2 separate regions of the Homo sapiens genome follow, and region 1 is linked to region 2. A link is a contact called in ENCODE Hi-C data. All regions are on one chromosome and are shown on one strand. The core of a region is the stretch at or near the end of the contact, and the rest is flanking DNA. Distances in the headings are between cores, read along the strand shown.

Evidence for each region. A loop is a pair of places that touch in the nucleus more often than their neighbours do. Pooled maps may share reads with other maps.
Region 1: a map with no recorded cell type shows a loop between it and region 2 (3-fold over the local background). The contact joins the promoter of LINC02318 here to the promoter of LINC02292 in region 2. A Hi-C loop is called at or near these places in 3 of 37 single-sample maps with no recorded cell type and 4 of 50 pooled maps.

What each region holds. Positions count from the first base shown.
Region 1 is chr14:95,572,183-95,574,882 of GRCh38, reverse strand. It overlaps LINC02318 (long intergenic non-protein coding RNA 2318), which reads right to left and starts at 1,321. Exons shown (of 3, transcript NR_146450.1): 1 at 1,199-1,321.
Region 2 is chr14:95,328,310-95,331,009 of GRCh38, reverse strand. It overlaps LINC02292 (long intergenic non-protein coding RNA 2292), which reads right to left and starts at 1,426. Exons shown (of 3, transcript NR_110127.1): 1 at 1,342-1,426. It overlaps LOC105370637 (a long non-coding RNA gene), which reads left to right and starts at 2,138. Exons shown (of 2, transcript XR_944171.3): 1 at 2,138-2,700.

The DNA.
Region 1 (2,700 bases), core at 72-2,571, 240 kb before region 2:
CCCCTCTCGGTTTCTTTGTGGCACAGCAACATTGCCCACTTTGCCCCAGTCCTTTTTTTTTTTTTTGAGACGGAGTCTCGCTCTGTCGCCCAGGCTGGAGTGCAGTGGTGCAATCTCGGCTCACTGCAAGCTCCGCCTCCCAGGTTCACGCCATTCTCCTGCCTCAGCATCCTGAGTAGCTGGGACTACAGGGGCCCGCCACCACGCCCGGCTAATTTTGTTTTTGTATTTTTAGTAGAGACGGGGTTTCACCGTGTTAGCCAGGATGGACTCCATCTCCTGACCTCTTCATCCGTCCACCTCGGCCTCCCAAAGTGCTGGGATTACAGGAGTGAGCCACCGTGCCCGGCCTGCCCCAGTACTTGTAATATGTCAATCTGCCTTTCCCTCGGGCCATTACACTTCTTTATCTCCTATGCCCGGAAAGCCTAGTCATTTCTGAGACCTTGACTCAAACACCCCTTCTGGAGGGAAACCTTCCTTGGCCTGCTGGACTAGACTATGTTATCCTCTTACACGCTGTATCCTCCAGGGTCAAATTAGGAAAACAGAGGCCACTTTAGGTGTTTCAAGTAGAAAGAATTTAAATCCTAGAAGTCGGTTACACGGGTGAGGAAAATGATGAGAAGCCCAATGGGACGGTGTAGCAATGACAGTGAGCTGCTGCCACCCCTGAGGCTGGAAGGGTAACAGACATTTGCCAGGAGCTAGAAGCTGGGGCAGCCTGGTAGGAGCTAGAATACAATGAGAGCTGCCCCCTGGGGGATGGAACCACAGAGGGAGGGTCTCTCTGAGGAGACATAGATTCAAGGAAGAGATACAGCCATTGCAGGAGATGCCAACAAAAGCAGAGAGAGAGAAAGAAGCAGAAAAGGAAAGAAGGAAGGTTTCTTCCTTCCTCCCACCTTTGAGTCTCCCACTAGTGCTTCCCATTAGCCCAAACTACCAAGAACCCAGATGGCAAAGGAGCCCGGGAAATCTAATACTACATGATACCGAGCAAAGCCGATGTTCCAGCTGGCTGCGTCCATTACAGTAGGTAGTCAGGCAGACATAAGCAGGGCAGGAGAGGGCTCCTCCCGACCAGGAATGTCAGCTGACCGTCAGGTGATGGTCAGGTGGTCATTAACTGTCTCTCTAAAATAATAATTGGTTACAGCTAGCATCAGGGAAGGGCAGTCTCCCAAAAGATAGAAACACCTGAAACTGATGATCAGCAGCTTCCCAGTAAGATCTCAGGAGTTGGATGCGTGGGCTCAAGCTTGAACACTGAGAGGCAAAATGGCGGAGTTTAACTGGTATATGCCCTTCGTCTAGAAACTTTCAGCTGGTAAGGGAAGAACGCCTTAAGTGAGCATGCGCACAACTCCAGTTAAACACACTGCGCATGTTCCTGTCCCAGGTGCTGGCAGACCACTGTGCATGCAGACAGCCCACCTCAGGGAAGAATCAGGGGAGAAGAGACGTAGACCTCACAAGCATGCCAACAGATAAAACCCCAAGTCAAGAGTCAAACCATGCACTTGAATCAAGTCACCCACTTGGCCCTCTTTCAAGTGTATTTTACTGTCTTTCATTCCTGCTCTGAAACTTTCATTTTTTATTATTTTGATTTTATTGATTGATTGAGATGGAGTCTCCCTCTGTCGCCCAGGCTGGAGGGCAGTGGTGCAATCTCTGCTCACTGCAGCCTCCGCCTCCTGGGTTCAAGTGATTCTCCTGCCTCAGCCTCCTGAGTAGCGGGGATTATAGGTGCCTACCACCATGCCCAGCTAATTTTTGTATTTTTAATAGAGACGGGGTTTCACCATGCTGGCCATGGTTGGCCAGGCTGGTCTGGAACTCCTGACCTCAAGTGATCCGCCCACCTCGGCCTCCCCTAGGATTTCAGTTGTGAGCCACCTGGCCCAGTGCCTGGTCTGCTCTAAAACTTTTAAATAAACTTTCACTCCTGCTCTAAAACTTGCCTCAGTCTCTCACTCTGCCTTATGCCCCTCGACTGAATTCTTTCTTCTGAGGAGGCGAGAATTGAGGTTGCTACTGACAAGTATGGATTTACTGCTACTAACACATCAAACCACCCCAAAACGGAGTCGCTTAAAACAATTTATAATTATCACCCATGGTTCTGTGGGTTGATGTGGCTCAGCTAGGGAGTAAGTTCTCACATGGGCCCTCTCACAAGGTTTCAGTCATATGGCGATCTAGGTGCAGTCACCTGAAGGCTCAACTGGGCCTGCTGTCCAAGTTGGTGCAGACACAATGCTGTCAGTTGACACTGGCTGTCAGCTGGAAGCTCAGCTGGAGCTATAGGAACCAAAAGTCCCACACATGGCCTTTGTGTGGGCTTGGGGCTGTCTCACAGCGTGGTGATTGGATTCCCAAAGGGTATATACCAAGAGCAAACTTTTCAGGAGACTCAGCTGGCAGCGATAAAGCTTCTTATGACCTAGCCTTGGATATCATCTCTTGTATCTATTGGTCAAAGCACAAATTGGATTCAAGGAGTTAGAAGAAGAGACTTCACTTCTCGATGGGAAAGTAGCATGTGCATACAGGTAAAATAATTAATAGTGGTTATCTTTGGAGGCAAGCTAGCATCATCCAGCCTCTAGCCACTATGTACATTCTTTTCACATGCAAAATTGACTCGTGGCCTCCTAAGACATCCTGACTTTCAGTCCACCATGGCATCAGGTT
Region 2 (2,700 bases), core at 177-2,676:
TAGGGACTGGTCAGATGCCCCCAAGGATAGCACGTGGTCCCTGCTGCGTGCCTACTCTGTGCCAGAAAAGTTCTCCACATCACGTGTATATTACTTCATTGAAAAATCACTGCTATCTGGGCGTGGTGACTCATGCCTGCAATCCCAGCACTTTGGGAGGCCAAGGCAAGAAGATTGCTTAAGGACAGGAGTTCGAGACCAGCCTAGCCAACATGGCGAAACCCCGTTGCCACTAAAAATACAAACAATTAGCCAGGTGTGGTAGCACATGCCTGTGATCCCAGCTACTCAGGAGGCTGAGTCATGAGAATCACTTGAACTCGGGAGGTGGAGGTTGCAGTGAGCTGAGATCATACCACTGCACTCCAGCCTGAGTGACAGAGTGAAACTCTGTCTAAAAATAAATAAATAAAAAATAAAAGTCACTGCCACCTCCATTTTACAAGAGGTACCGAGTGGATATGTTACTTCCCCAGGGCCTCACAGGGAGGAAGTGGTGGAGCTGGGATTTGAACCCGGGCTGTTGTTTTTGTAAAGGATCGAATAAATGCTGTGAATGTACTGATCTATGATAAGCTAGCTGCATGAGATGGAGACTCAGACACAGATGAAGCCAAAGCTGAGATGCAGAATTTACTGAGAAATCGCATTGTATCTCACAAGAGCAAATTGCTAAGCCCACCACGTATCCAGGCTGTGCCGTCCGATTGAAGAGCCTGTGCTCTGAACTCCATACAGCCTCCTTCCTGCAGCTGAGGAGCTGGAGGCCTACGGGAAAATGGGCTCTAGATGGCTGAGTTTCAACGGGAGCCTACCAGTGTCCCTCCCCAGCCTCGCACCTGCCGTGGCTCCATAACCAAGAACCCACTCTCCCTCTGGATCCGGCCCTCCACCCTTCCCTCCCAGCTCATATGCTTGGCCCAGGCTACACTGAGCTCCTGGACCACACCAGGCAGTTTCACACACAGCAGCTTTGCTCACCGGGCTCCCTTCACTTCCCTTGACCATTGCCCACCAGGAAAACATCCACTTATCTTTCTTGGCTTCATTAGGCCTCATCACCTCTACCAAGAGAACAACACTGGACACCAGATGCCCTTTGGGACACACCAGTGTGAGGCCACCCTCACCCTGCTGTGTGACCTTGGACAAGTGACTCAACTTCTCTCAACATCAGTTTCCCCATCTACAAAGTAGGAAAATGTTGTTTACCTCATGGTTTGTTGTACAAGTTAGAAAAAATGCACATCAAGCCTCTGACATGGCTTCTACTAAAAACATGGTACTTATTTTTAGAACGTTTTCCTGCCATCTGCCCCAGAAGAATTGAACTCTGTATACCTGTATACACCTCAGACTCTCTGGACATACTTGTGTCTTTTTTTGCTAGCACTTCTCACAAGCTGGCATCTTGTGTATTTTCCTCTGTTTATGTTCTGTCTCCTTCATTGCGGGACTTATTAAGGTGCAGCTCCTTGGGGGCAGGAATCTTGTCTGTCATGTTCATCACCGGATTCCAGGGCTCAGAATGCTGCCTGGCACTTGCTAGGTCCTCCATTAAAGTTGGCTGGTGAAATGAATGAACAAATAAAGGAATAAAAAAAGGAACAAATGAACCCATACCCACCTCCTGCATTAATCTTATCCATCAATCTGTCCCCAGCTCCCAGCCCAGTAACTGACATGTGTGTTCAGCGGGGATTATAGAACAAATCTTATCAATTCTGTGTTTATGCATTTATAAAACACAATTTAACGACGCACTAAATCAGATCAGCATGAATGAAGCTTTCCAGATGGGCACTGAACCAGGATTCTCTTTCTTCGTGTCTTGCTTTCTCAAAACTGGTCCACATTATCCTCCCCAGCAGCATAAGAACTGCCCAAATTGCCAGCCTTAGAATCATGAGCTAATTAATGAGACTGCTTTGAGTCACTGTGCTTTGCTTGTAGGTATGATCGCCCCACAGCCAAGACTAACTGATGCAACAGAGGAAGGGCTCCCCGAGGAGGGGAGGGCTGAGCTGGATCTGAATAACCAGAAGAAGACTAAGAGAAAGCAGTAAATTCCCGGTGGAGGAATTTCGAAGGTGTGTGTAGGAAAGTCATTTGGAAGGAGATAGGACAGCACTTTTTTTTTTTTTAACACCTTATTGAACATCCAGCCAGAAAATGTACAATTGGCAAACTACCCCCTAGAGAATAACACGCTTGTACGACCAGACCCATATGAGAAACAAAGCATGACCGGCACCCCAGAGGCACTCCTTACGCTCCTTCCATTTCCCACCTCCCTCCCAGGCTAACCACTATCCTGACTTTTCTCATCACAGATTGTGTTATTTTTGTAGCGTTTTTTCAACTGGACTCTGCATTGTGCATTATTTTGTATCTGGCTGCTTTCACCCCATGTTAGAGTTGTGAGACTCATCCGTGTTGTTCTCTCCTTTTCCTCTTGATAAATCGTATTCCATTATTTACCCATCCTCCTCCTGATGGATCTTTGGGCTGTGTTGGCTATGGAGAATAACACTGCCATGAATACTCCTGAACACATCTTTCAAGGAATATATTTGTACACTTTTTTTTTTCTTTTTTCAAGACGGAGTCACGCTCTGTCACCCAGGCTAGAGTACAGTGGCGTGATCTCGGCTCACTACAACCTCAACCTCCCAGGTTCAAACGATCCTCCTGCCTCAG